Regions from separate parts of the Mus musculus genome. Here region 1 is linked to region 2. The links are chromatin loops, found by intact Hi-C in ENCODE. Cell type or tissue: heart. All regions are shown on one strand. Each heading gives the region's core, and the rest is flanking DNA. Links, peaks and the distances in the headings are about the cores only.

What was found. Peaks named below come from ENCODE experiments on the same cell type or tissue, not always from the same donor. Only the 100,000 strongest peaks of a DNase experiment are listed, where the experiment ranks them.
Region 1: a loop joins it to region 2, with 5 times the contacts of the local background. A loop is called at or near these places in 2 of 42 quality-filtered maps.

What each region holds. Positions count from the first base shown.
Region 1 is chr15:11,113,071-11,129,221 of GRCm38, reverse strand. All of the region lies in intron 2 of Adamts12 (a disintegrin-like and metallopeptidase (reprolysin type) with thrombospondin type 1 motif, 12), which reads right to left. Among named protein-coding and RNA genes, the nearest start is that of Adamts12, 56 kb to the right of the region's middle. In heart, for the core only: no CTCF peak of the experiment used is centred there; no DNase peak of the experiment used is centred there.
Region 2 is chr15:11,056,543-11,072,693 of GRCm38, reverse strand. It overlaps Adamts12 (a disintegrin-like and metallopeptidase (reprolysin type) with thrombospondin type 1 motif, 12), which reads right to left and starts at 7,921. Exons shown (of 24, transcript NM_175501.3): 1 at 7,537-7,921; 2 at 828-1,195. The coding sequence starts at 7,663. In heart, for the core only: no CTCF peak of the experiment used is centred there; DNase peaks (open chromatin) are centred at 7,413 and 8,013; H3K4me3 peaks cover 2,216 bases; H3K27ac peaks cover 3,017 bases.

The sequences.
Region 1 (16,151 bases), core at 3,902-11,901, 56 kb before region 2:
GAAACAATCCAGTCTTTGTCCCTAGTTCAAATCACTGTCTGGAGTAATGCATTAAGATGAGCGCTGCAAGCCTAGATTACGTGAACACCCATAGGTGTGAATTGGGGGAGAGATGATGATCAATCTGGGATTTTGTATTCTGAGGTAAGGAGGAAAGCCTTACTACACACACACACACACACACACACACATACACACACACATACACATACACACACACACACACACCTATTTATATACCTACACAAAAACTAATGTGTGTATGCACTTCCCCATAACTTCATTGAACCTTAAAAGTAGTGCACTGAGATGAATGCCAAGAGGTTGTCTAACTGAATGCTTCACACACCCTAAGAATGTGAGAATCACTCAGGAATCCTGTTGAATGTCTGTCCTGATCCTGAATGTCTGGGTGGGCCTGGAAGTCTGCATTTCTAACAAGCCCTGAGGGAATGCCATATGACAAACCCAGGACCACACTGAGTATCGTGGAACAGTATAATCTGAAGGAAGCACTGAAGTAGAGGAAGGGGATCAGCTGCCAAACCTCCAGTAAAAGGAAGCCAGCAGGACAGCTGCAGCCGCGCCACGTGCCAAAGAACAGAACCTGGGAAGACACTGGGGGTCAGAGACCACAGCAGAATGCCACCCAAAACGGCCATCCTGCTTGCTTTTGCTTTCTTCCTTATCAGCTGGTGAACTTCTCCACGACAATTAGAGTCTCCCTAAATGATGGCTTCCTATCTGGACAGCTAAATTTGCTTGGATTATCTCTGCTTGGATCTATAGCAGGAAATGGAAATGTGAATTGATTAATAAAAAAAGGTAGTTTACATTTCTGCCGTCCAAATATATATACATATATAAATGCATATATATATACATACATATATAAATGCATATGTAAATGCATATATATATATATATATGAAGTAGTTGTATAGTAGAGGGAAAATGGAATTACACAAAGGTAAAGTTATATGTTACAGAGCTAACTTGAAAACTAACTTGAAAATATAGCTTGAATCAACACAGAAAATTAAGCAACAGATTAAAATTCATTTATGGGATGGGAGTATGGCTTTGTGGGTTAAAAGTGCTTGCTACACAAGCATTAAAACCTGAATTTAAATCCCTAGCACCTACATGAAAACCAGATGTGGCTATGCCCAATGACTCTAGTGTTGTAGATGGAGAAAGGAAGCTGGCTGGGTTTGATGGTCCAGACTAGCTCCAGGCTCAATGAAATACATTCTAGGGAAAGTAAACTTCAGAGTGACAGTGTAGGATGCACAGTGTCCTCCTACAGTTTTAGGTCTCACACATTGTCATATACACTTGTACATCACAAGTGCACACCACACACGTGCACACACACACACATTTTTTTATGCAATAAGATAATAAATGAGGGATGAGAAACAAAAAATAACATGAGACATTAAGAAAGCATGGGTCTTTAGAGAAATGGGGGAAGAGAAATGTTGACAGAATGGAGATGATAATAAAACAGATCGAGGGACTACTTGGGGGAGGGGAGAAGACCAGTGAGTGATAAGTAGAGGGGATGAGAGAGGACCATGGAGTTATGATTAAAACCCAGGCTTACTTGCCTGTGCCTACACATGGGTCCTGTGGCTAAAAGAACATGATTTGGATCTCTGTGGTTCAGAGATGTAAGACCAGGCTTCCACTTTCACAAGGCACTGTTTTTCCTTTGAAGCATCTTTAATCATTACTCCATGGGATTTTTTTTTCCATTCTCAGATGGTTGTGCAAAACATCTTAAAATAACACTTTTAGTTGCCCATTATTATTTTATATTGCCGATTGTCAAAAAAAAATTACCCCTCTGAAACATCAGGTCGCTGACATAAAGGCTAAAATGTTCCTGTTGTTGTCAAATGAAACATACCTTTGGAAGGGCCAGAATAATAGAAGCCACATTGAAGGACGATGGTTCATGGCCCTATGATTGCTGATGGGCTTCCTAAGCTAGCCTAATAAACTGCTTGAACTTCTCACCATTCTCAGCATTATTGACCAAGCCTTTTCTATTCCCATGGAGGGTGGTTCATAAAGAGAACAGTCATCTTAAGGGAGGATGCTAGGCTTGGTAGCATATGCAATCCCAGAGCTTGAGAAACTATGACTCCCAAGGATTGTTGCGTGGTTGAAGCCAGCCTGGATGCACAATTCAAGGCCAACCTGGGATACATAGTGTAAACAGAGTGCAAACCTTTTCTCAAGCATATGAGAGAGAGAGAGACAGAGAGAGAGAGAGAGAGGGAGAGAGAGAGAAATCAAATAACTACAAGAACTGCAACTGCAATCGTCAAATATACAAACCTGGTTTGGCAATATAGCATCAGCAGCTGGCATCCTGATCCTGGAGAGAGCCACATGCAGATACAAATGCTATAGGAACTGAGTGTCATCATGCAGGGGGCAAGTTCTGAGGCCACTGCAGTCCAGAGACTATTTCTGGTTTTCACACCAGCTGCCCACGTCCTATTATCATATCTTAGACTCAGGAGGACCTCAGACATTCATGATTACAGATGAGTTTCCTAAGTGGAAAGAACGTGATTTTTACCCGCCCACCCCTCAGCATTATATAAACAGAATGCAAAGCATGATGGGAAAGCATGGTGGCTTTCTTCTGCTAAGGTGAAGCTGTGCTAATCATCTACTGTGCTTGAGGGAGTTTTCAGGATGCTGACACCTGAAAACAAACAACACGGAGCCTGCCTGTGTGCAAGAAGCTCACAAAAAAGTGACAGGAGGGGAACTCTCCGTCTCAGCCAAGATGTTCTTGAGGATAGAGTGGGCTCCAGAACAAATGTGTACCCTTCCTCGTGTCCCACTCATCTGATGTGAAAGATAGAGTCACCACTCCCACTACTGTTGTAAATCCCAGCATCTGTCCACCAAGGACCCCAGTGGTTTGTATATGCTTGACCAGTGAGTGGGACTACTTGGAGGTGTGGCCTTTTTGGAGTAAGTGTGGGCTTTAATACCCTCTTTCTAGCTGCCTGGAAGTCAGGATTCTTCAAGCAGCCTTCAGATCAAGATGTAGAACTCTCAGCTCCTCCTGTGCCATACCTGCCTGGATGCTGCCATCTTCCTGCCTTGATGATAATGGACTGAACCTTTGAACCTATAAGCCAGCCCCAATTAAATGTTGTCCTTTATAAGACTTGCCTTGGTTGTGGTGTCTGTTCACAGCAGTAAAACCCTAAAACACCATCTGAACAGCCAGTAGTGGTTCACATCTCTTAATAGATATTCAAATAATGTCACTTTCTAATTAAGATAAGGGACTTTGGGAAGGACGTGGATTTCCTCTTGTATTCAATATTTTAAAAATTCATAAAACTCAGTGGCAATTCACTAATGGAATGAAAATATACTGAGAGAAAAGAAAAGAAGGGGTTAATGGGAAAGAAGAGAAGCAAGGGAGAAAAGGCAAGATCATTCAGTTATACCAGCTAGAGGTACAAGAGAAGTCTTTATCTTCCTCATGGGGACATTCAGATGCTCTTGGGTTCAGATGCAGAAACTGGGCTTCCTTCAAATCTCCCTGCAGCACCTCCCAGTGATCAACAAAGATTCAAGATTGTGCAAACAAAGGAGCTCAAGTAGATGGGAAACATTGTGTAACTTCCCCCACAAGACTGAAATGGGACTCACACTAGCCAAGGGACAGGACAGCAGCTGTTGAATCTAAAGTCCAGGGCCTCATAGTTTAAGAGAAACAACCATTGCATCTTGGTAGAAATCCATGGAATAAAACCTTAGATACACCAGTTGATCAAACCCCAGCAACACTGACCAAGCATTTGGTGCCCCAGGGCCAAGAGACAACCCTAATCAACAAGTGGGTGGAAATGTATTAATGTCCATTGCCTATAAACAATAACCCCATAGCCTCAGAAGCAGCACACTGTTGGCGGCACGATTCTATAAGGGAAAAACTTAAGGAGGAGTTGGAGCCTCCCTCCCTGCTGTCTTAAAGCAAGAAAGTGAAAATGAATAATTCTGTCCAGGCAGGAGGGAATTTTCTGGGGGCTAAGAAGAGTCTATCAGTCGCATCCCCAGCAGGTTTGAGAGCTGAGGACTGTGACAACAACCGTGAGGTTTTGATAGTGACACGGAAACAACATTCACAGCTGCATGCTCCAGCCACTAATGTTGAAATTACTTGATATTCCCAACTGACCACCACAGACAAAAATGAAAGAATATTTCACTCACTGCACCCTCTACTGTGTCCTTGGAGTACAAGGACAACTGTAGGGTGGCCTCTCTCTTCTAACTAGACACCACAGTTAGTTCTGTGCTCACACCTTCCTTTCGGCCAAGATTCTTGAGCAAACCCCTTTCATCATGTCTTTACACCCCTATATTGTACTATGAATCTCTTCAAATTGTGGGCATTTTAACACATAACCACACTTACTGTTCTACCCATTGGAGTTATAGAATAATTTCTGGTTGATATATAGCAAATAGTAGAGTTTTAGATTTTTTTTTTCAAAAGAGTTCTCTTTGTGTTCATTTTATTTGAAGTAAATGAAACCAAGAACCATGCGGTAGTATTTAGGTGTATTTTTCCCTTCTATTTCATTTCTCCTAGAGCAGACATCTTTCTTCCACTGTCACTGGCTTACTATGCCCATATGTGTGGAGATCAGAGGACAGCATGAGGGTTTGGGTTCTCTACTTCTACCATGTAGGTCTTGGTCTGGGTCATAATTTCTCAGACACAGCTGGTCCTAACTTCTGACTCTGAGCATGAATCAGCTTCTTTAGGTATTGCACTGAAATAACCTTCAGGTTATCACCAGGCCTAAAGTAAAAACACATACAAATAAGACAACATAGACAGATATCATTGTGTTGCTGCAAAGTCAGAAAATCTAAACCTCAACACTACCACTACCATACACACATGCACACATAACACAGTAGCCATAGCCAAGTTACTAAACATTTTTTAATCTTCAACTCTAAAATAAGGAAGTCAATTTTACATCTCCCAGCCCTAAATTACTTTATAGCATCTTACTAACCCTTTACACAGACAACCTTGTTATGTCTAGATGCCTTAAAAATAAATGTTTCAAAACTCCAAACCAACAAAAGAGACAACCACAAGGACTATTATTAAATGAAGCAACAACCTCAAGGAATGTCCACCTCAGCAACTTGACCCTTCTTTTCTTTCTGGGAAATAGACATGTGCACTTCTGTGCAATGACTGTATCATGAGTAGCTGGGCCACTTTAGTCAAAAGTATCTGGAGAAAATATCCATGAGCACTCCTGTGCAGCCCCTGGAATTTCTCAATCACTGCTTATATCTCTGCCTTCCTGGGCCTTTCCAATAAATTCCTTTCCTTTATGACTTAGGACAGCGATGTTTCTGCCCTGTGTTATCAAAAAAACCTGTACCACTATATCACCTGTCCCACCCCACCCCCATGCTCGAGGATAAGCAATTCATGGCAAACAAAACAAAACAAAACAAAACATAAAACAGACATAGAAAATCAACAAGGACAGGAATGGGTATCACAGACTCTAAATTTCAATGAAAGATGCTTGAGCATAAGGAGACTTGCCTGTGTGCTTTAGGGTTCTCCTCCTTTGTAAACACTGGAGCAGTGGGGGTGGGGGTGAGGCCCAAGCAAGCAAGTGGATACTGACATGGTATGGAGGAAGCCAGAGGCCAACTGGGAAATAGACCATAGATTTCCTGGCCTTAGTCTGCCCTATGGTCTCTGCAGGAAACACGGGTACCCAGCTACGTAAATCATAGCAGATAAACAAGCAAGCAGGTAGACTACCACCTGGTCAAGACCCTTCTTGGCTGCCCTCCTTAGGACCCTCAGCCATGGGCAGCTCATCAGTAGCAAAATCTGCAGCAGCTGTCATTACAGATGTGCGCGTGTTGGCAGGTTCGATAGGTGGGAATGTGAGCAGACCCCTGAGTGTTTCCCTCTGTGTCTGCAAGGGTCAGGGTGGGGTGAGACACACTTCAGAGCTCAAGGGGAGAAGGAAGAAGCAGCACAATTCTCAACACGATGAATCACGTTTTGGGGGCGGCGGGGGGGGGGGGAGATGCTACCAGCAGCTTGACATGTCTTTAAAAGGCTGCTATTTAGTCATGTCCTTTTTCTTCAAAGAAACACGATAATTTACATCTTTTAAAAATCAATTACAAAGTTATAAGTGCTTTTTTTAAGACACCAGAAAAGTTTAATTTCAAACAGCTGGTGACAAGAACAGACTTGAGAGTTCAGCAAAGCTGAGATTTTTTTTTTTTTTGAAATGTAAAAGCTGGGATTTTATTCGAATCTATAAATGCACCAAATTCTGTGTAGAGTTGAGGATCTACAGCCCCAATGGACTAACAGGCTGTAAGGGTGCTGTAAATGGAATCCGCAAACATCTGCTCTGGCACATGGGTTGCTTGTGAATGCTACAGCCTTGGCATTAAATGGGTGGGGCTCACGGACCAGCAAAGTCATCTCCTGGAAATGTCTTAGGATATCATAGAATAGCAGCCCAAACAGCAATCACAGTAGGAGCAAAATAACAAGTGTATCTCCTATTAGATGTCCTGGGATGAAGAACACTGAGCATACAAGAGACAGTTGGTAAAGGTGGGAACAGAAAGCATTGAAAGTTACCAAGCTCAGAGCAGGAGATGTCTGAGATCAAATGCAAGGTCACTTAGAGCCTGGTAGGTTCATAATGAACAGACCTGACAGTCAATCTATAACAGGGAATGTGAAGCCTACATTATGTTGTAAAATATTTCAGGGTAGCCAAGCTAAGAAACAGTAGGTTAAGTTCAAGTTCTATGACCGGCCAAGCTAGTGATGTGGCCCAGGTGTGGTCCACAGCACTAAAAGATAAAGAGTCACAGTGGGTCATGGCTTCCTCCTTCCAGTACCTGAGGCAATGCCAATAGTTCACATTTTGCCAGTTGGCATAATGGATTAAAACCTTATTGGTGAAAACGGGGTCTGTTACATTAATCTGTCTAAGGAATATTAGAAATTCTGTCTCACTGATGACATCAAAAGATGCTCAAAAACCATTAACTGCTAAGACAATTTGACAATAGATCACATGTCAGGAACAAAGAAAAGAGTATAGTGAAGCAGAAACCTGTATGGAGCACCTGAGGTTTAATCCTCCTCTGGGTCTATATGTAACCATAGTCTGAATTAGGAAGAACATTGACTGCACAGCAGCCTGCCATCTAATGTGACTCCATCTGCATCAAATAAGCAGTTTCACACAGAGCAGGGTCAGAACACCTAGGGAGAGAAAAAGAAGAGTGTTCATCAAGCTTACAGAGCAGAGCTCTGCACTGCATGGTGCCTGCCTTGCTAATGAACGTTTGGGTAATAAGGCCTCATGAGTGGCATTCAGAAAATTATATATATATATATATATATATATATATATATATATATATATATATATATGCTTTTAAAAGTCTTTCTCTAATTTGAATGGGGAAATGACTTGGATTGTAGTCTGCTGAAAACTGGGTAGTTAATGAACATAAACCTCCAAATTGAGTAATTCTTATAGTTTTAAATATGATACATTAATATTAAAAGAATTCATGCTTTAGAGCTACACATATCCTAGTCCTTCTGCCTACGATTTGCAGATCTTTTGTGAGCCACATCTTACTCATGGGTGGAGTACAATGGGATGCTGCAAACCCTTAGGAGAACATTCTGGATTTTCTTTTCCTTAAATTATCATTTTATGAGTGTAAGAGTATTACCTGAATGTATGTCTCTACACAATGTGTAAGCCTGGTGCACACAGAGGCCAGAAGAGGGTATCAAATCCTCTGGAACTGGACTTACAAGCATTTGTGGGCCACCATGTGGGTGCTGGGCACAGAACTTGGGTCTTCTGGAGGAACAGCCAGTAGTCTTAACCACTGAGCCATCTCTCCAGCCCAGAACTGCGTTTTCCATAAACATTAGTATCATTTCTTCATTTCTCTCCTCATTCCCAATATGCAAAGGTCACCAATGAGCCTAGAGCTGCAATCAGTCTGCACGTGAGTACATGACCACTGGTACCATAACCCAAAGGATAGCAACCCCATTTAGGAGGGGCATCTGCTTAGTGGTCTTCTTACACTACTAGCCCATACAGTGGGACAGTGCCAACCTGTTACAGCAGAAATTGATGCCGAGTGTACTGTTCTTCCACAGAACAGTGGAACCAGCAGCAACTGTAGCTGACATTGGTTACTGGAATCCAAGGCTAGGAGATTTTTTCCTGTGGTATAACTAGTGCTAAAATATCTTTTCTGCCCAAGTCTTAACAAAAGTACATTAAAGGTGATTTGGCAAAAACTCAGAATTTTCACCTTCTAAGCATTTTAAAAAGAAACTTTGGGTGGACGTGGTAGTGTGTGACTTTAATCCCAGCATTTGGGAGGCAGAAGCAAGTAGATCACTATGAGTTCAAAGCCAGCCTGATCTACATAGAGCTATAGAGTGATACCCTGTCTCAAAATTAAACAAACAAAAAGGAAACTTTGGGCTGGGGATAGAATTCAGTTGGTAGAGGCTTTGCATGAAGTCCAGTGTTTTATCCCCAGCATTGAACCAGGAATGGTGAAACACACCTCTCGTCTTAGCACTTTCCATGAGGGAGTGACATTATGAAGACTGGGATTTTGGGGACAAACATAGTAGACTAGAGGCCAGCCTGGGCTACATGAAACTCTGAAAAAAAATAGAGTGATGGGGAGAAGAGAATAAGAAAGAGAAAGAGATGGGGGAGGAGGAATTGAAAGATGAGGAAAGGGAGAAAAAGAAGAAATCTGAGTTTTTAAAAAATGTAGCATCTGGTTTAATATCCTCTAAATATGCCAGTAGGACTAGAACTAAGGGGAAAAATCCACACTTTAAAAAAAAATTAAATCCCTTACATTGCACATCACCATTGTGTCCTATTAACCTGGATCCTACCTACATATGGAAGCAGGAGTTGTATGATATTGGTCAAGTCATATGCCTGTGTAAACTCACTATTTCCCCCATACAACAGAACTTTGTGACTTTGTCACATTGTAGAAGGAGTGGTGCCAGCATCTGGTAACCAGGAGTAGTCTCAGGCTCACAACGATTTTCTGCAATTCCACTTAAAATGCTACAGCCTCAATCAGTATGGCTGCTTCCTCTGAGCCCTGATTTCCAACCAAATAAGCTGATCAATGTTATACCTGCTGTTCCGTCCTCCACAAGCATGACCAGCTAAAATGTCTACATATAAGTCTGGGGACATGGCTCCAGTCACATGCTTGATGTACAAACATATCCCTAACCTCAGATCCTCATTATCCATGTAAAATATCAGCCACTATGGCGCTTATCTGAAATCCCAGTACTGGGGAGGTGGAGCCAAGAGAGTCCCCTAGGCTAGCCAAATAAGTGACCAAAGGATCAGGGAGAGACACCATCCCGAAACCAATAAGGTGAAGAGTGACTGAGGAAGACAACTGACCAATTGACATCAGCATCTCACTGTCACACATATGTGCACCTACCCACGTGTGTGTGCGTGTGTGTGTGTGTGTGTGTGTGTGTGTGTGCGTGCATACATGCGCACTTGGAAACAGAGAGCCAGAAAGGGAGAGAAGGGGAAGGGAGAAAGAAAGGAGGACAGGGAAGGAGGAGGAAAAAATGACTCGTGTCTCTTTTGCCTATTCAATCTAAATAGACATTTCTTACTGTAGCTCTCTGAATCCCAACCATTTACCATTTGCCTTAGTCCTGGTACATAGCAAATTATCTTTCATTTGACATAAACAATTGACTTTGCATTCATGGAGGAGTCTATTGCTCATGATAAGTTAATTGTATCATTTTATGACCGCATCAGATTTAAATCTAAAGAACTAGAGATGCCTGGTAGGCAGCATGAGGGAGCATGCACTGGAATACCATGGAAACAGTAAAGTGAGAGTCAATAGAAATGGGTAAAGCATAAACAATGAGTATCTGACATCAACAGCTGGTTGGCTGCACAAGGATGGATGACAATTATGGGGGAGATGGGAGAGGCAGAATCAGGACGTAGCCTCTTACTGCATAATGCAAGATGACAGTCAGAGGTTAGGCAGAGTTCTAGATTGTGTCACTGGGCCATCCTGGTGTCATATATATAAAGACAGGGAAACTGGGATAGAGTTAGAGATAGTGATAGAGCTAGAGCTAGAGCTAGAGCTAGAACTAGAGCTAGAGCTAGACAGGGAGGGCTAGCAAGAGAATGGACTCTGTTTGGACAGACTACATCCATGTAGAGGTCATTGGGAATCAGTGGAGAAAAAGGCAATGATTGGAGAGGGGGAAGGAAATGTTATTTCACAGATGAAGAAAAATATAGTAAAGAATATGTCATGAGACAGAAATAAAAGACCTAGAACTAAATCCTGAAAAGGTTAAAATTCAGAATGAGAGACATAAATAAAAAGAAGCAAATTAAATTCCTGAGGGGAAGGACTCAGTCAATATCAATGAATCCAGGGCTATAAGGGTTCAGGCAAGTCATTGCTGGAGAATGTCTCCCAATTCAACAGTGCAGGGAGGCTTTGAATGTGAGTGATGTGGGTAACACTCAAGTATGCAAAGCAGTCTCTGGAGGGCTGTAGGCAAGGGTAACTAATATCTTGTGGGTTGGAATTGCCCAGTCACTGGGAAACAGAAAAGCAAGGTAAGATAAATAAAGGATGTTCTTTTTCTCAGATGGTTGGGGCATATTTAAATATCCCTGGATCTTACCTAACTGTAGGTGGGCAAGGTCTATGTGGAGGGCTGGAAAGTGGTAACCGGTTCTCCCTAGTTCCCAAGAAGTAAGCTACAAGGTCTAAGGGTCAAGGGAAAGGTCAGCATGAAACTTGGATAGGAGGACAGAGTCTGTGCTGATGTAGCCAGAAGGAATTAGAGAAGTGTCTTTCCACACTCCAAAACAAATTTTTGCAATGGTTGTAGGGACACACGCACACACACTCCGGAGAAGAGATATATTCAGCTGCAGAGATGCTTCCAGCACACAGCAGCCTCTATCAGCCATTCTCAAATGTTACTAAGCCTTGGACCCCTTGGAAGCTTTACAAAGTCCTGATCCCATTTATCCTCCACACAATTAAACTCCTATCCCTGTGGTAGGATCCAAGTCCCAGGGATTTAAAAGCAAAAACAAGAGATTCTAATTTCCAATTAAACTTCAGCAGTAGTTATCCAAAGATAGTGTATGAATTAATTGTGTGTCTGGCATTGGCGGCGGCTCACACTTGTAATCTTAGCCCTTGGGAGGTTGAAGGAGAAAGATTTCATGTTCAAGACCAACCTAGACTATACAACAAGGCCCTGCGAAGAAGGAGATGGAGGAGAAGGAAGAAGAAGAAGGAGAAGGAGGAGGAGGAGGAAGAAGAAGGAGAAGGAGGAGGAGGAAGAAGAAGGAGAAGGAGGAGAAAAAAAAGAAATAATGAATTGATTACACATGGCTGGAATGGGGGAAAGCCTTAGAGTCTTTAATTGTGTGCTTTTCAATCAAAAACTAATGAATTATAGAAGAAGCAGAATAGGAAATATCAGAGCTCAGGAAAGGATAATGTTAATGAGATTTCCGATTTATACAGGTTTGTATGAATGAGCTGGCCAAATATAAAAAAATTTTTACATGAGTTAGGAGGGAAAAATAAGTGAGGATTACACACAGAATGGAAGATTTGGGTGCTCAAGAAATTGGCGTCCAACAGGAAACAGGGCTTAGAGCCCTGGAGAAAGAGACACACTGCAACGCTAACCTGCAGAGTGCTGAGCGCCTAGGGAGGGACAACTCTGAGGCACAGGCGGTGTCCTCTGGTGCAAAGCTGTCCTTCCTGACCTCCCCACCACCGTTCTAACAGCCGTAGTCTAATCTTAAAATGTATTATTGGATAAGCAGAACCCGTGTCTAGAAGAAGGAAAGCAGAATGCTTGAAAAGAAGCCTGAAAAAAAAAATCCACTAATGGATGTTATCATCTCCAAAGTAGGGTTTGTATAATAAGTTCCTATTTGATGGTTTCATCGTGTCCTTGAAGCAGACTGTGAGCCACACTTTCCTCAGACAATGGCAACTTTTCACTTCCTCTTCAGCTTCCAGGCTGATTAGAAACAAATGCTTCAACACTAGGAAACTCACCAGCAAGGCTCTGTTGGTCCACTGCGGCCCCTCATTCCCACATACCATATATATCTTTTGAACTCATGCTATCATAGCATCTCTCTCTCTCTCTCTCTCTCTCTCTCTCTCTCTCTCTCTCACATCTACTGAAAAGGGAAGCTGGTAGAAAGGATACAAGAGTTATAGAGTGATGTAGCTGAGCCCCTACTAGAGCTTGAGCTCCCACCAAGCAAAGAGCACATCTTTCCCTACAAATGAGCAGTTGGGGGACTGCAGAATTTGTCTTTCTCCTGCTCCATGTTGGGCCTTAGGAGATGGTTAACACTGGGCCTGTCCTTGCTTGACTTCCTCACAGCCTCTGGGGACAGTGAGCTAGTTAGTTATTTCTAGCCAATTCTGATATTCTGTCCACTTGCTCCCAACTTGCCCCCATTTTCCTTCACGACTAAATTAAGTTCCAGCCACCCCCTTTTGCTCCTTGGCCTCTTTCTTTGCTGAACCCTGTCCAGATCTCATCTTCTGCCAAATGGGGTGATGTGTTGCAGTTGAAGCAGCACTGGCTGGCCTCAGAGTCAACTCTTAAAAACCAAAACACAACTCTTTTTTTTTTCTTTCATTACGAGAAGGATTTTCATACAATATATTTAACTATGTTTTCCCTCCCCCAACTCCTCCCAGATCCTCCCTGCCTCCCTACACAATCAGCTTTATGTTCTCTCTCTCCCTTTCTTAAAAATCAAACAAAACTACACTCACACATACACACATACACATACATACATACATACATACAGACAGACAGACAGACAGACACAGATGCACACATACACACAATGAAAATCAAAACAAACAACAAAATGCCAAAAGCACTTTTAAAAAATACCAAAACAAAACAAAATGAATAAAAAGCCCTACACACAGGCATGGAGTTAGTTTTGGGTTGGCCAAGCCTGCAGCATGACTTGATGGTCAGTGAGAATCCACTGGAGAGAAGGGGCTCTCCCTTTGCCAGTAGCTACCAATTGCAAAGAGCTTCCTGGTTAGGGATGGAGCTGGGACCCGTGCGCCCCTCTCCCTCTAACTGCTGGGAGTTTTTTGGCTTGTAACTCCAAAGCAAAATTATCCACAGTGTCCACGTGTCTGTCCCTGTGTTTCAGTCACCTTGTATTGCAAACCACAGGACAGAGGTAATAGTATCTACCCCAGCAACTCACCAGGTAAAATAGCTCAGGGATCGGGACTTGGATCCTGAACCAGGCCACCTTGAGCTTCTCAAGCTTTAAACAGTTTCACAAAGTTTGTATAAAACAGAAAGACTGATAAATGTAAGAAAAACAGAGAAAAAGCCTGGATGGACTCTCACAGGGCAGTAAGGGCAGCTAATATAATATATGCCTATATCAAGTCATCATCTTGTATACTTCAAATAGATACAGTTTTTCAGTTATGCTTTAATAGAACCAAAGAAAATAACTTGAAATTTTTAAATACCTCCAAGTAGATCATACTTACAAGTCAGTTCTGTGTCCCCGAGGACAGTCTCTTTCTTCTCCATGGTGACAGATAAGAAAGAAACTCCAGAAAAGACTAAGAGATTATATCCCATATTTTAAATAAGGTGGATATGGTTAATGTCTCCTAACCTACATTCACATAGCATAAGCCTTACTTTAAAACACTAAAGCTATACCACCAATGAAGCCCCTTGACAAGGGAGGGGCAAAATGGAGTGACTTGTGGATGCATAGTTGCCCCACAATCAGCATTAAAGGAAGATCCCTTGTGTAGTGAAAAAGATGTTTGACCACTTCCCTTTAAAGGAAATTGTCCCCAGGTTTTGCATTTTTGGCAAGCTGTAGTGGAGCAATTTCATCAATATGGAAATAAAAGGATGAATAGACATAATTATGCCTTAATAGACCTTTGCACTGCAAGTCACTCAGACCAGAGGGCAAACGGGAGTCACGCAGGAGGGAGAGAGAAGGGCTGGTCATTAACTCTGAATGGCCACCTGGGACAGGCCATCTATTCATGGGCACTGGTGAGGAACAAAGGCTCTTTGGGTAAGACTGCCTAGATGGTCACAAAATTCCAGTTGTTCTTTCCAGGCACAGAAAACTCCTTGATCGCCAGCTTCCCCGCTGAGATGTGATACAGACACAGCTAGGGCCACCCTTCAGACTTGGCTCCTAAAATCCCTTAGGAGGGGCCCAACTAGCAAAGGGAAGCGGCTCAGCAGTGTGGGAAGTGAAGAATCCAACCCAAATCAACCACACTGAGGACAAGCTGTTCACAAAGCCAGCTTGGGCTGACTGCGTTCTACTCGCACTGCGTGTAGTTCTAACTATATGCCAGTCACCCTTTCTCAGATCACCCCTGCCTCACCATAACAATTTGCAAAAATTAGTTGCACACCTAGTACCCCTCACTTGTTTCAGTCATTGTTACTTGGTGGCAAAAGAGATCTCTGATCATTGAAGGAAAGCGGTGTGTGACTTGTCCTGGACTCTTTCTGAGCCCAGGACTCTGTAGGACATTTTTAAGGGTAACTTTTTTGTCTTCTTAATTTTATTATTTCTGTAGGAAATAGGCTTGTGACCAGTACTAATTTTGAGTGCATGATATTTTTATTTTTTTCTGTCCTCAAGTAAATTAATGCCTGCTCCAAAATATCATTTATCTATTCATCTCTTCTGAGGGAAAAGAAAACCAGATATCAGTCCTAGCAGATGTTAGATGTAAATTGGTAGCAAGTAATGACTATAACTCAGATGATTAAGAATTTTGTAACAGAAAGCTCTGCTATGTTTTGATTTTTACATACAATTATGATAATTACTACATCCACCATCAGACTTTAAACCTCTGATTTTTAAAGTTGGTTTTATTCTTCATCATTGTGTGTTATACCACTGACTTCATAATGTAAATATTATTCGTTGAATAAATTAAATGTTTTATTATTACTGTAGTTCATATTAATACTGGGGCCTTCAGGTGACTAGAAACTTTTTAAGTTAACATTTACATAGAATTTCTAAGTAGTGCATAATTCTAGAGTTGAATTTTAAGGGATCCATAGTATTTATTCTATTTATCTGAAGTAATAAATAACTAGGGGCTGCTGCCAGGGTCATCCAGATAGGATCCTAGCATAACTGTCTTCTGAGAGTTTCCAACCTACATCTGACTGAAACAGATGCAGAAAGCCACAGTCAAGCATTAAATGGAGCTCAAGGAGTCTTACGGAAGAGTCTGGGGAAGGATTGAGGAACCCTAAAATAATAAGGATGTCACAAGAAGACCAACAGAGTCAACTAACTTAGACCCTTTGGGACTCCAAGAGACTGAATTACCAACCAAAGAACATACACAGGCTGGACAGGGGCCCCTGTATATATGTAGCTGATGGGCATCTTGGTCTTCATGAAGGTGTCCCAACAACTAGAGGTGGGGCTGTCACTGAATGTATTGCCTGCCTGTGGACCCCGCTCTCCCAAGTGGGCCCCCTTGTCTGGGGGTGATACCCAAGGGAGTCTCCCCCTTCTCAGAAGAGAGGGGAAGGGAGGATGAGGGGAGGAGCTGTGAGAGGGGAGACTTGGAGGAGAGCGAGCAGGTACCAATATTGGGATGTAAATGAATACACACACACATACACAAATAGATTACTATGAGGGCTTGAGGGATGCCTGAGGGATTAAGAGCCCTTGCTACTCTAGCAGAGAACCTGAGTACAGGTGACTCACAACCAGCTCCAAGGAATATAACATTCAATTTTAGCTCTACATGCACATACACACGCAGACACACAGACACACACACAGAGACACACATATATGCACAGACATGCACAGACACATACACACATAGACACACAGACATGAACATACATACACACTGACATATAAATGTATACACACAGACACACA
Region 2 (16,151 bases), core at 3,371-11,370:
TTCCTCACATGTTCACTCACAAAAAGATGGAGGGCTTTACACAAGACACATCACAAACCATGCATTTTCGTATGTTAAAAGAAGGGGGTAGGAGATAAACTTCACTGAATATAGTTATTTACTAAACATTCTTCTAAGAGTTAGCTGTATATTAATTCCAAGGCAGAAAGGCAGATGGTACTTTCAGCTTTCAGAGCCATATGATCCCTATCCCCACAGCTCACTTATGCTGTGTAGTTTAAAAGTGGACACAGATCTCATGTAAACAGTTGGATAAAATGTGTTTCAATAAAACTTTATTAAAACAACATATTGTGGCATTGGTTCCAATCTCTGCTCTGAGCCTGTGTTCTTATTGCCTCCATTTTACAGATGGAAACAAAACAAAACGAAACAAAACACAAGTCTGATGGCCAAGTCTCTATACTCAACTGTTACATCCTAACAGCCACAAGCCAGTATTAGTAACATTCTGGCTCAGTGGGAATCAGAGTTTCCTAATTCAAGGTGAGACAGAGTGTATCAACCAAGCAGGTAACCCTTAGGGCTTCCCCAGAGACTAAAGACCAACTCAAACCCACTTCTGTTTTTCCTGCTTTGTTCCAAGTTGTTCTCTCTGCCTCTTCAGAACCTCTGTCCCCCCTTATTCTCTGCACCTCATAAATGATTTTATCAGCATCTACTTTCTCCCAACTCCTTTGGAGGCCAGGGCTGTCCCCACCACAGGGCTCAATTAGCATATGTCCAGTCCCCTGGGAACCTGTTACTATTGGGTTTACAGGATAAGTCATGGGGCAGAAAAGGGAGATGAAGGGCCAGATACTCACCAGTCCTTGGCAGGCACTGAGAGCTGCTGTCCCGATCCCGACTGTGGTGCCCTGCTGCAGAACTGTGCCCCTGAGATGGCAGGGCTGGCCTGAGGAAGCCACCATCTTAACATGGGAAAGGTTCCCATATCTCTTCTCCACGACATAGCCGTTGGAAAGAAATTCCCAGTTGACCGTCAGATTGAAAAACAGGTCTTTTTCTTCATGCGAAATTCTGTAGTACAGCTGGTCCCCAGAACCACCTGCAGCTCTCTTCTTCCTGCTGCTAGTGACAGGGTGATGCAGGCCATAGGACAGAACATGGCCACCAGCATCGACTTGGACTGGACTCACTATGTGGTATTCTGGCAGGGACTTGATAAAATGTTCTGAAAGAAAAGAAAACAGAAGAAAAGTCAGAGACCCAGGCTGAGCAGACGCAAGACAAACCCACACCCATTGGGGGCTGAGACTGCAACTTGCAAAACCACCTCTGACTTAAAGCTTAGAGGCTGCTTCCACCCCATGAACACTGTCAACATGAAACTCTCTGAGCATCTAACATGTGCCTGGCTTCTGTCCTCAGTGTGTGTGGCAGTCTGAGTTGACCCACCGTAGAACTGTGGATATCAGCCACTCTATCACTCAAGATGAGCTTCATTTAATTCAAGAGGAATATTCTGAGGAAAGAAGTTGGGATCAACATGCCAAATAGGACATTGCCTGTTAACTGATGTGAACTACAGATCTTAGCAGTGCTCACGCCCTCAAGCACTTCCAGCTCCGAATATCAGGTCACAAAATATTCTAAATACACATCACACATGATCCTTGATAATCCTCGACAAGCCTCACACCTATGACAGCATCAGGGTGGCCTGTGATGTAGCAGGGTTCATACAAGGATCTGGGGTTTTTAAATACACTTAGTATATATGATGAGGAAACAATGCGGGGAGGGGGAGAGACCGATGGAAGATTCATTACATTGTTAATATTATTCTCACGATTATAAAGTCTTTTGCATTCCATCAAAATCCCATTTATGCTTTAAGATCAAAGCATGAAATTCCAAGCACTGGGTATGGTGACCCTACAGAGGATGAACTAGAAGATGGAGAATTTGAGACAATTCTGAATTACACAGCGAGACCCTACCTCAGAGGAAAAGACAGAGAGTCTAACTATCCTCCATTCTCCTAAAACCCCTGACAACTGAAGTTCTATCTCCTTACTCTCAAGGCTCAGTCCCTTACTGGATTTCCATACTGCCTTTTCTTTGTTATTTTATGTGTTCGCTGATACTTTCCGAGGCAGAACCTGAACATCACAGGCTGCCTGTCACACTGAAGAGTCAGTGAATAGTCACAGTAATGGTCACTGAAAGAACTGGACTTGATGGGAGTCAACAAGAAGACTTACCTCACAAACAAATCCCTTCAAACCTAATTTTTTTGGACCTATTCTTCTCAGACTTCAGTGAAATATGGGTCAGAGCACAGACTGCCTGCTTTCAGGAAGTAACCAAGAATCTTAACTTTTTATGTGTAAAACATCCAGGTCTGTTCTAACTGCAACACTTAAGCACAAACCACACAGGGACAAATCTTATAAATAATATTTAATGAAAATCAAGAAAAGTTCACACAGGGCTACTGGTATTAATGGAACACACACACACACACACACACACACACACACACACATGCTAATCCCCACACACATGAACACTATTAAGTTTCCCAAAACATATGCAAACTAAAACTACATATGGAACTCGTTTGAAGGGGGAATGATAACAGAAAGAAAGAAAGAGAGAAAGAAAGAAAGAAAGAAAGAAAGAAAGAAAGAAAGAAAGAAAGAAAGAAAGAAAGAAAGAAAGAAAGAAAGAGGGGGAAGGGAGGGAGGGAAGGAGGGAGAGAGAGAGAGAGAGCAAGAAAGGAAGGAAGGAAGGAAGGAAGGAAGGAAGGAAGGAAGGAAGGAAGGAAAATAGAAATGGGAAAAACCATTGTCAACAATGAATGGTGATTGCGCAGTGCTCTATGAACTGAGTGGTGTGAGCATCTGTCCTCACGTACACACTACTTCCCATTCGCTCCTCCACAAACATCTGGACCAATCCAGGATTGGCACTTTCCTGCCCTTCCACATTCAGACCTGGGTTAAGAGCAGAATAACCAGGTAGGCTGAGATAGATAGAGCTGAAGCATCCCTGCCCATTGCTCTTAACTACGGTTACTTTAGCAAAGGCTAGCGCACTGGGGAACAGCATGAGGAAAAAAAGAGAAGGTCAGACTCAGCTGGCTGTAACTGTCATCTGGCATTAGTGCCCAGATATAGTCACTATAAAGATACTGACCACTTCTCTCAAAACAAGTTCCCTGGGGGAGGGGCACTAGGGAGGCAGTTCAGTTAGTTGAGCGCAGAAAGACCCAACTTCAACCTCTAGCATCTATGTAAAATTTCTGGTATGGTGGTGTCCACTTACCACCCTAGCGCTGGGGAGGAAGGGACCTGAAGGCCACTGGGGTTCTTAGGAAACCTTAATTGATGAGGTATGGTCCAACAAAAGATGCTGCCGTGAGTCGGATGTATGCTCTTTGCTGTATACATCAGCCAGCTCAGGTATTTTGTGACAGAAACAGAAAGGGAGGGATAAACTTTCCTTGCCTTCTCCTTTCATCTAAGACAAAAGGGGGAGGCTTGGATTTACACCCTGTGAAATCAGAGTACAGAACTCACTTCTAAGATCTGTCCACACTGCCTCTGGGGCAAATATTCACTTGGTATCATTAAGACTGGGAGAAGGGTAGGACACTGAGAGAATAGAACTATAGCTCAGCCTACATAGGGATTTGTGGGAAATGATAAGCCTTGATTAAAATTAGATTTGAAAAGCTAAACTACAAGCTTCAATTACTTGAAATGTATAGTGTGAAAAAAATTCTTCACGAGAAGCTCCGAGAGCACCCTGTGGGTATACCCCATTGTGAAAAGACAGAACACCACATAGACAATTGCCTTCAGCTTAGGAAAATTTGGATGATGTGAGAATGTTCACCTGTTCCCCATGAAGTTTAGGTTAAATCTGTACATTGATTTATGGACTAACCCATGAGTGAGTGCATTATCTCTGCTTGACAACCAAGCTTATCTTTTCTCTACAGCTCCAATTTTGTTGTGACTGCTGCTTATTTATCTTCAATTATTTCTATTAATAGTAGTTGAGTGTCTTAGACTCTTTATTAAAAAGCTGGTAAAATACTGTAATAGAGGCTTATTTCCGTAATTACCTTCCACAGGTTGGTCTCGCTGTACAACCATCTTATTATAGAAAGCAATGAGTCCTCTTGAAACTGTAAAATATACCATAGGAGGCTCCCTTTGCTCGGCAACCACATAATAATGCATGTACTGAGCAGATAATTTATTATAAACTACACAAAGTGACATAACCATGAAATTATTCCCTACAATAACAGCACTAGAGTAATTGCCTTCTTGTAGATTTGTTTCCACATAGCAGAAATGAACTATAATAGATTTTTCTCCATGATTGTCTATAAGTTTATATGTGCCCAGGGCCCATCTCCAACATGAGATAAAGTACATGCCCTACAGATGTCACAACATCACAGAGAGCAACACAGAACACGGAAGTGACTGGTGGCTTGAAGACAGCATAGATGGCTTTTGATCAACAGAGCCTTATTTCTGGTTTCCCACTCTATAATGTTACGAAGGCAATTAACTTTGAATTCTGATCCTTTCTTGGGTGAGATATATTGGGCGTGCTACTTTTGTGGATCTTGGCAGAAGGAGTGAGATCTAGAAGCCAGTCAGCCACATGATCTCAAGGGTGACCACCCATGCACAGCAGCACAGCTCTGCTAAGCTATGATGTGGCGCATGTTGGGTGTGTTAAGGGGTATTTTAGACAACAGCATTTTCAACTTCTGACCACATCACATGTCGGGAAGCATCCGTACGGATAAAACTAAATCCGGGGGCCCTTGTTGGTTGTGTAAGAGAGGAAACATGTTGTTTGCAAAACCAAGAGTCTTATTATGTTGATATTTGGTCGTAAATCAAGAAACACTGGAGAAGTCACAACACATCCTTACACCCACTGACTGATGTGGGAAAAGAGTGCTGCAGAATTAGCTGTCTGTCCTGGAAAGGATTAGGATTGTCATCACACTCTTTCTGGGTACCAAAACCTTTATTCATTTATGCCTTTGTGACGCTGGAGCCCAGGGTCTCACACATGCTCAGCAGGTGCTCCAGGACTGAACTACAAAGCCCAGCCCAGAACTAAAGTCATGATTCTGTGCAAGCTTGAGAACTAGAAAGATCATGCAAGGTTAACTAGTGTGCAGACCCCTTTGCAACTGTGAGCTGCTCGAAGAATCCCTCTAGCCTCCTGGCTAAGTTGAATTTTGTGATTGTTCAATACGTACATGTAAATGCACCTGGTTTGTGAAAATAAGGATGGGGCGGGGGAATCATCTCTGAATTTGCAACTCTGAATATTTAGAGGTTGGGTGCAATTCAAAACTCCTGTTTTGAATTAGAAGGTGGTCTTGGGGTACAACCCAGGTTTACTCCCTGGAAGCTTTAGAATGTCTTGCCATGATTCCTCACCTCTCTGGCTCTCCTCCAGTCCTGTCCTATTTCTACTCTCCTCTCTTCTCCCCTTTTCTCTCCTCTCTTCTCCTCCCCCTCCTCTTTCTCCCCTCCTCTCTAGCTCTTCTTCCCTTACCTCCCCTCTCCTCCCCTCCCCTATTCTTTCTTCTCTCTCTTCCCTTCTCCTTTTCCCTCCTCTTTCTCCTCTCCTCTCTAGCTCTCCCCTTCCTTCCCCTCCCTTCTCCTCACTTTCCCTCCCTTCCCTCCCCTCCCCTGCCCCTCAGTGGAAATCCACAGAGAAATTTCTTCTTCTCTTAAAGAATCAACCACTTGTAAGTGTATTAATGAAGACTGATGGAAAGATTAATGCTTTTAAAAACTGAAGGCATTTTTAAATCGAAATACATCTGCATGATTAATAAGTTTAGTGGACTTTAAAGCTACTTTTGAATATCAATTACTCTCAGCATATCCCCCAAAGGTCACTAGGGAAAAGAGTCACAGCCCACTTTCCAGAGCAACAAGGCAGGCCCAGCAGTGTCTGCTGTACACCAGGATGAATTTTCCCTTACAAATATGCGAAGCAAGCAGAGCTGGAAAGCTCACCCAGGAGAATGTGTCTTTGAAGGAAATCATCTCCGCATGCCCAGGGAAGTGCTGGTGGGCTTTGTTTGTGCTGCCCCAGAACAGGGACCTTTCACAAAGGCACTGTTTTTCAAAGAACAACAAAAGCTGCTATTTTAAACTTGGGGGCTTGAGATGGTATCTGGACCATTTACACAAACAAGTGCTGGCTGATTGACATCTAACCCCAGTGTTTGCCTACTCTGGCTTCCAAGTAAAGCAAAGGGAGAGAGGGATTTTCATCTGGTTGCTCTCTAAGCCACCGCAGAGGAATTCTTAGGCAGCATTTCACTTTGCAGCGTGGGCAAAACACACTGCTAGCAATCCCTTAAACGTGGACAAGTGCGTGTATGCATGTGAGTGTGTGTGTGTGTGTGTGTGTGTGTGTGTGTGTGTGTGCGCGCGCGCGCGCGCGCGCGCACATTATCCCTGCTATTGCTATCATTCTATGGCTGCATGATTTTAAGTAGGATACCTGGCTCAAGAATGTGCTTCATAGTTAAGCTCATAAGGTCCCCAAGTTCCAGTGTCCCCATTTGTAAACTAGGCATGGTAGCCATAGTACCAGAACCCCAGAAGGACATTGTCAGTAGTGGGAGGGGCTGGCAGGCCATCCCGGAGCTCATACACTCCCCATCTCTCCAAGCCTCCCAGCCCCCCTGCTCTGACAACACCTTGAAGTTGTAGTCCTCTCTGAACATGAAACTCTTCTAGGTTCAATTTCAAACAAACAAACAAACAAAGGCAACGGCACCACTTTGGCCTGGGCATTACGGATGAAGATGATGACGACCCCACAACAATACTAATAGGAGGAGTGAATTCCAATATAAACCATCTTCACGGTCTCCCAGTGCTTTCTTTCAGAATACACGCATGCGTCACTAAATTTAGACAGAGAAAAGTCTTTTTTTTTTTTTTTTTTCGAGACAGGGTTTCTCTGTGTAGCCCTGGCTGTCCTGGAACTCTGCAAAGCAAGACAGACAACCGGGAGTCCCCAGGAGGCAAATTTCTCCCCAGTAGGAATGTCATTTGAAAAAAACAAAACCCTAAATCTTTCCAGGAAACCAAAACACAGCCAAGTGTGCTCAGCAGGAGGCCAGAATAAAATTTCTACCTTCCAGACTTAAAATGAAGTTTTAAATGAAGGAAACATTTGCCATGACTGTCCGTGACCAGCTGGGTCTCTTTATTAAAAATAATTTCCCATGTCACAGTCTGCAAAGGGGGGAAGCGGAAAGTGGAGGGGAGGGGCTCGGGGAGCGAGCGTACTCTTGGGTCTTTCCAAGCAGGGTGTCACCCCTGAGTGTGCACCCTTAAGCCCTAGGAGAGAAGGAAATCCGAGCCTGAGCACACAGCAGTTTTCCTTAGACAGGCCAGAAGGCTTAGAGTTCAGCCCTGCCTGGTGGGGGAAGGGAACAGACCAAGTTCCACTGTCCTACTCCACTGTTAGAAAAACAAATAAAGAAAAGCCACTAACCTTGCCTCGGGTCTGGGAAGCGAACCGGCCAGGGCTGAGTTTGTCTCCCGTGGCAAAAAGCCCCAAAATTAATAAGCTGAGCCACGATCGAGAGCTTGGCCAGCCAGCTCCCCCGAGCACATGGCATGGTTCAGTTGTTGGGGAGAAGAAAAGTTTTAAAAGTTTTAGCTCTCAGCTGCAGATATCCAGTCCTCGCCTGTGTCCGCACAGAAAGACGCCCGAGAACATGGTCCAAGCATGGGAAGGGAGCGGCCCGCAAGCTGACCAGGAGGCTCTAGTGGCTTTTTGAAGCCGATGGGACCAGAGAGCTTTTATTCTCTCCCTGTCCTGAAAGGGGAGTGAATGAGCTGACAGCTTCTTCTTCCTGCGGGCCAGAGCATGGACTGGGTCAGAGCCAAGGGGCTCAGCCCACCCCAGATCCCCACCCCTCTGCTTCCCCACCCGACAGGCCTCCAGCCAGCTAACACATTTTCCTTGGGGACGCCCTCCTCCCTCAAGCTCCTCCCTCCGGGCTCAGAGCCTGGGCATGCGGGCCAAATAGGGGAGACCCTAGACAGCTGGCCAGGAAGAAACTAGAGTAAGAGCCGTCAGAGGCTCCTAGGACAACACGCCCCCCCCCCCATCTCCTTTACACAGGATGAAATGTACTTACAAATAGTGAGTTATGGGCCAGAGGGGACCCTACTCAGCATCCTTCTTAGCTCCTCCCAGACCCTGAATGTACCCTATTCTGTCAAGACTCCCCACCCTCTAGCAACCTCTGTGCTCTTCTTCCAGGGCAGGCTAAGATTTCCACTTAACAACTAATAAGCAATTTTTTTCTCTTTGCCAAGTCACACAGGAAATGATCCAAGCTAATCTGCTGTCTTGACCCTGGACAAGTCTCTTCCTCTGCAGGAAGGGGTACGTGGATCAAATGCTTGAGAGGCCTTCTGTGGCTATAGGTCAGTGCCTGCTTTCTTTTCAAATCCTACCCTCTCTCTGTAATACCTCCACCAGCAGCACACTAGCAACATGCAGAAAGATTTCAGCCCCAACAGGGGAAGGCCTTGAGCATAGGCAGTGGCAGCTGCAGCAGTGTGTGTGTGTGTGTGTGTGTGTGTGTGTGTGTGTGTGTGTGTGTGTGTGTATGAGTGTGTGTGTGTATATGTGTGTGTATGAGTGTGTGTGTGTATGTGTGTGTGGTGTGTATGTGTGTGTGTGTGGTGTGTGTGTGTGTATGTGTGTGTATGTGTGTGGTGTGTGTGTATGTATGTGTGTGTGGTGTGTGTATGTGTGTGTGTGGTGTGTATGTGTATGTATGTGTGTATGTGTGTGTGTATGTGTGTGTATGTGTGTGTGTGTATGTGTGTGTGTGGTGTGTGTGTGTGTATGTGTGTGTGTATGTGTGTGTATGTGTGTGGTGTGTGTGTGTATATGTGTGTATGTGTGTGTGTGGTGTGTGTGTGGTGTGTGTGTGTATATGTGTGTGTGTATGTGTGTGTGGTATGTGTGTGTGGTGTGTGTGTGTGGTGTGTGTGTGTGTATGTATGTATATGTGTGTGTGGTGTGTATGTGTGTGTGTGTGGTGTGTATGTGTGTGTGGTATGTGTGGTGTGTGTGTGTGTGTGTGTGTGTGTGTGTGTGTGTATGTGTGTGTGTTTGGAGTATCCATTCAGATACTCACTTTCTCCTCATTGAGAGAATGTCACAGAGCAGGAGTTACCAGGCATCTTGAGAATGATCCAGGATAACCCAGCCAAAATTCTTTACCTCTGGGTTGAAACAAACACCCCCCACCCCCCAGCCCCCCCGCCGCCCTTATTCCATTCAGAAGGAATTTGGCCTCATGTATGGAGGGCTCTTTGGCTGACAGCCAATCACACACCTTCAGCAAGATGTCTGGCTACTAGGTGATCTTGCATTGGGTCAGGGCAGCCACACCATCCCCAGGGACCCAAAATGCAAGGCCCTAGATGGAAAGCCCAAAGGACTCCACACTGGGAAACATAGCTATCAAGACTTTCTGAGGGACACTGGCTCCTGTGTTTTGCTAGTGGAAATTTACAAACTTACTGTCTTAAAACAACACAGATTTATTGTCTTAAGTTCTGAAGATCTGCAACAGAATTCACTGGGCTGAAATCAAGAAGCTGCATTCCTTTCTGGCTGTCTTAAAATCTATTCTCTGGCCTCTTTCAGCTTCAACCTCCTGGAATTCTCTAGCTCCCAGCTCTTCTTCCCCATCTTCGAAGCCAGCAATGGCTGGTTGACTCTTGCCCATGTAATGTTTCTCTGTCTCTTTTCTATTTTCCCCCTCGTCGGCCTTTCCAAGAACACTTCCCATCACCCTCATCAGGGATCGTCTCTGGAGTTGACTAACATCTCTGATTCTACCTGCAACCTTCAGCTCTCCTGGCCATGTAGTATAGCCATGATGTAGTAGTTATGACATAGTATGTCATGATAAGGAAGACAGGGAACTGAGTCACCTACCCTCTATTCCTATCACATATAGAAGGTAGCAAGTTCACATCCTGAGCCAAAATCGATGAAATTTAGTAGGCACCATTAGCTGCCAGATATGCATTTATGAGGTCATTTAAAAACACTTTGAGCTGATCTCTGTGTTGCATATTCTCTTAGTTCTCTCTCTCTCTCTCTCTCTCTCTCTCTCTCTCTCTCTCTCTCTCTCTCACACACACACACACACACACACACACATACACACACCCCTCATACACATATACACATACCTTTTACTCCTCTCTCTCTTCTTCATTTTCTTTTTCTTTTTTTTTATTTATTTTATTGGGTATTTATTTCATTTACATTTCCAATGCTATCCCAAAAGTCCCCCACCCACCCACTCCCACGTCTTGGCCCTGTCGTTCCTCTGTACTGAGGCATATAAAGTTTGCACGACCAATGGGCCTCTCTGTCCACTGATGGCTGACTAGGCCATCTTCTGATTCATATGCAGCTAGAGACACGAGCTCCGGGCATTTTCTTTTTCTTTTAAGAGCAAACAGATGTTTTCTGAAGACCAAAAATCTCTACTGGCTCCCATGTCCTGGATAGCTGGAATAGAGATTTGTTTCTGAAACAAGAAGTCAAAGCACTCTTATGTCAAGGCTGAGCCGCTGAATTCTGGCTTTGCAGATTAACTACTTCAACTCTATACTATTCTTCTGATTCTCCTCCCATGTAATTTCAAGACCATACTAAGTCTGATTGTGGACATGATCTCTCAAAGGTCCCCCATTTTTAGGGTAGTAGTATTGGAAGGTACTGTGAACATTTATATGGTGGGGCCTTGTATAAGATTGTTAAGTCAGTGGGGATAGGGTATCCAAGAAAATTGTAGGGTACCTCCAGTGTCTCAGTGTTTCTCTGTCTCTTAGCTTGCGGTTCAATCCTTTTGTTCAGACATGCACTTTTGACTCTGCCACCCAGTGACCTTACCACAGGTCCAAAGCTATGTGGTCCCTACCATGAAGTCATGGATTGAAATCTCAAATTCAGCCTTTCTTTTGCTAATTTGTAACTGCCCCAGGTAGTTCACTGTAGTAAGACAACTAGGGATGAACACTAACTAGGAACATCATTCACTTAGAAGTCATCCAAAACTAAAAACTTCAAATACAAAATCTCACTTAAGTATCGTATTCTGTCAGCCCATTCAACCCTTCATGGTAAGGTCCTTCAGCCTATCAAGACTTCTTATTTTTGCCTCTTCATCTTAGGTTTATTAACAGCCATAAGCTCTGGATCATTTCCTTTTTTGCCCAATGATAACCTATGACCTACTTCTTTTAAAAAGCACCTTCAGGATTTCACATTTTCCCCATCGAACGACACCTGTGTTCCTCCCCAACTGCTGAGTTCCTCTGCCCTTGGTTGGAAAGCATCTCATCACTGCCTCCAATGGTGCAGTCAGTAATTCATTCCTCCAACCTTCACCACATGACTCAGAACAAGTATGTATCCTGTTACCATTCTATCACCAAGTTCTCACTCTTTCCAGCTGAAGTTTGATGTTTTCCCAAAGAGAAAGCCTGATTGGGCTCAACTTCTCCCCCGCTCAGTGGTGGACTTGTATTCAAGTTTTAATTGCTGCGCAGTACTATAAAAAGCCAACTACCTTTCATCCCCACTACAGGGAACAGAACTTTGAATCACTGTATAGCGTCTAGACACCCATGCCATGATACAACTGTGCTGCCTTAGAAGAGAAACTTCAAAGTCACATGCTGTCCCAGAGTAGAACAACAGTTTAGGACAGAGAGCATCCATTGATGCTGACAAGCCTTGGCAATGTACTAACAACTCTATCTACACTGCCTCGTTTAATCACCACAAAGGCCCTACTAGGTGAGTACTATAAGTACCCTCATGCTGCAGGGAAATTGATATTGAACTGTTAAGTAACTTGCCTTTATGACTAGGAAATGAGCAGCCAGAGGAAAGAGTGAAGTCAAGACATTTAGAGGCTTGACCAGGTCACTGTGCAGATTCAAGGGTAGCTCCATCTTTACTAAGAAAAATCGTGTCTTGGACTGTCTGCTCTCTAAAGGTAGGGAGGCTTGGGCTGTCCTCTCTCTAAAGGTGGAGCGGCTCGGACTGTCCTCTCTCTAAAGGTAGGGAGGCTCGGACTGTCCTCTCTCTAAAGGTGGAGAGGCTCGGAATGTCCTCTCTCTAAAGGTAGAGAGGCTTGGAATACTAAGACATCTTCAGAGCTCCTTGGGTAGTATCCTAGGTTGCTGTCTATTGTAAAATAAGTGAGGGAAAATGAGGGCTTTGTTTGTTTGTTTGTTTGTTTGAGCTTGTTGCTATTGTGATTGTTGTTGTAGTTGGTTTTTTTTGGCTTATACATCATTATCATGCCCATTACTGAGGGACATAACCAGGCAGGAAACTGAAGCAGAACCTGAAGCAGAGCCCAGTGAAGAAAGCTGCTGACTGGCTCGCTCGCCCTCATGGCTTCCTGATCCTGTCTTTTCATATCTCCTGAGGAGCAGCGCTCTCGCCATGAGCTAGCTGGGCCCTCTCACATATATTCTTAATCAAGAATACGCCCCATATGCTTGCCAACAGGCTATTTGAGAGAAGCATCTTTTCAATTGAGGTTCACTCTTCTCAGGTAACTCCAGCTTCTGTCAAGTGAACAAGAGCTAACCAGAACAGGGAGTAATTTAATTCATCATTTAAAAGTATTTCCAATATAAGAATTAATTATGACAAAAACTTAGGGTGCCTTTCAAAAAGCCCCCTTTGTTAGAACTTTTTAATAGTATACAATATGGCTGAAGGACAAGGAAATTAGTTCACTATATCTTTCAGGTTTGTCATGGTCCTTAACACTGGAAAGACAAAAGGAAGCTGATGCACAGACACACACATGCGCACTCATGTGTGTGAGCATGCTCACACACACAATCATCATCACCATCACCATCACCATCACCATGACTTGGTCCTTAAGTATGGCAAATGATTAGGCCACAAGACACTTCACATCTGTCAACACCACAAACACTGTCTCAACCACTATTTTCTTTTAAAACCTCTCCGTAGTCCTTGGAAGGAGGTGGGAATTGATCCTTGCAACCTTCAGCAGTGTCAATTCACTTTTATTCTTCCAACTAATTGTTCTGAATGGGTAAGTGGGTCGATCATCAACAGAAAACATTGCCAATGGCAGAGAGTTCGGATTCCCAAGTCAGCTTTAAAACCCTGTAATCTATTTGTTGCAGATTATATAAAGCTTCCGCTCTTCGCAGTTGAGCGGTACCTTTCTGAATGGATCATCCTTTTGATGCTATAATTAATCAGCTTAATTGATGAATCAGTGCCATAGCAACGCCCTTTTGAAAGACATGGCTAAAGAGGCTATGGGACCCTGATTAATGAAACACATACTGTTGGCTTTAGTAAACAGCACACTTCAAATAGAACGTGTAGTTTTAGGTAAATGTGCTGCAGTATATTGAAGCCAGTGTCTACGTGCACACCATTTAAGACTAACCAAAATAAAATGTAGCTAGGCTGGTCAGGTGATAATGCCTGCAGTAAACTGTTTTATTCAGGATTACTGTTGCTGTGATTAAAAACACACACACACAAACACACACACACACACACACACACACACACACACACACACACACTCACAGAGATAAAGAGAGAGAGAGAGAGACATACACCTTGATCAAAGCAACTTGGAAAAGAAAGTATTTATTTGGCTTACACTTCTACATCACTGTTCATCATCAAAGGAAGTCAGGACAGGAACTCAAGTAGGGCAGGAATCTAGAGGCAGAAGCTGATGCAGAGACAATGGGGTGGGGGTCTGTTTATTGGCTTCTTCCTCACAACTTGCTCAACCTACCTCCTCTTCCTCCTCTTCCTCCTCCTCTTCCTCCTCCTCCTCTTCTTCTTCTTCTTCCTCCTCCTCCTCCTCCACCTCCTTTTTTTTCTTCTTCTTCTTTTGGAAAGGATGGTTTATATTAGCTCACATTTGAGGTAACTGTCCATCAGTGAAATTTTTATATCAAATCATAACAAGTGCATTCTGTGTTACATTTGAATAAAATAAATAAAAATGAGGATATTCAGAAGTGGTACAAAGACGAGGAACTAAAGAACTTGCTTGTGATAGTTAATCTTAAATGTCAACTTGGTAGAATTTAGAATGAACATAGAAACCACTGGTGTATCTATGAAGATGTTTCTACAAAAGTGTAACTGATCAACCTGCTTTCTATAAGAAAATTAATCACAGTTATCACTTGCCACCATCAAGGCCAGGGATGGCCCCACAAACAAAGGACTCTGCCCTCCCATACCAGTTAATGATTAAGAAAATGGTCTACATGCTTGCCTACAGCTCTATCTGTTGGGCATTTTCTAAGTTGAGGTTCCCTCCTTTTCAATGACTGCAGCTTGTGTTAAGCTGACACAAACCAAGCCAGCACAGAGATTGCCAGAAGGCCAAGGAAGGTAAAAGGAAGGCAAGGGGAAGCCTATGGCAAGGTTTCAGAGTCCGGGCAATGTGAATGAGGCAGCTGTCCCAGCACAACACAGGGCATCAGGGAGTGGGCACCGTGAACATAGCATCCTTCTGAGGGATGCCATTCACCAGGCATCAGAAAGTCTCAGCAGAAAATTTTCAATAGCGACCAAAAGTGAGCCATATAATAAGAAGTAACTCACAGTCCATAGTGATCCAAGTACAAGAGAGAACAGAAAAGCTGTCGACGATTGGAAACTTCACATGCTGTTAAGATATATCCTCTTGGATATTTATTAGTTAACTAGGCCAAGAGCGTACTGTAGGACAGAGAAATCTAGAAGACATCACCTCCAGCATGCTAAGGATGTAAACATGGTCAGGAATGCAGGGAATGGAAGCAGGATCCTCCCTGCTGGATTGCCATGAGACAATCAGAGTCAGGTACATACTCTCATCACCAAAGACACCACGTAACCCAAATCTAACAGGGAGGAAACACTAAATGTACCAAAATCCTAGGACATGGCACAAAATAACTGGAATTTTTTTCTTTCAAGGCCATAAAAATCAAAGGAAAATTGAAAACTCTAAAGGAGTTTTTCCAGATGGAAGAAGAAAAGAGATTGGGCAACTGAATGTCACCCATAACTCTGAATTAGGCGCTGTTGCCACAAAGACCATTGTTGGGACAATTAGTGAAACTGGTTAAGGGACTAAGGGGACTGATGGCGGGGTGATGGTTGCATCACCCTTACATTCCTGCTGTGATAATCTGGATTATGGAGGGATGTCCCTGTTGATTTCTCACTTGCATTAAGACATTTGGGAAACATTGGAGTGTTTAATTGGCAGTGTACTCTCAGATTGGCACAAAGGCTTCTTCTTCGATACTATCCCCAACTTTCTGCAATCTTGTGACTTCTTACTCTTTGTAACAATCTACCATGTGATGGCGATGGCATGGAGATGGGAGTAGAGAACACTGTTAACATCAACATAGGACGGCCTCTTGACAAGTGAGAGAAGGTACTGGGGCTGCTAACCAGAAACTTATCATCACCAGACTGCCCCTGTGCTGGTCTGGAGTCTAATGCAGATGACCCCCTTTCCTTCATTTTGCTATAAATAGTAAGCATTAAGAAGTGAAGAACACATATACTGTTGCAAAAGAGAGAAAAGTATGATAAAGTGTGTAGGGAGTTCTGAGTGCTATTATCATAGCAAAACAGTTTTATTCATTTTTTGCATTTTATTTACTACTCACTGTGTCCAAACATCAAGAATACATCAATAAATAAAGCAGAGACTTTTAAATCATGCTTACATATGCCCTAGTTTGGGGATGTGCAAGGCAGAAGGATAAAGAATAAACAAATATATAATGTGTACAACAGTAGTAACAGCCAGTGGACACCAATAAGCAGGCTAAATATTATAGGACAAAAAATGATTGAGAGAACATGTTTGCATTTTACCTAAGAGGGACAAGAATGTCCTCTCTAATAAGATATTAGCAGAAACCTAAAGGAAAGAATAATCTGAGTTAAATAGGGATCTGAGGCTGAGGAAACAGTAACATGAATGTAGGGAGGAGCTTGGATAGTACAAGGAAAAGCAGCAG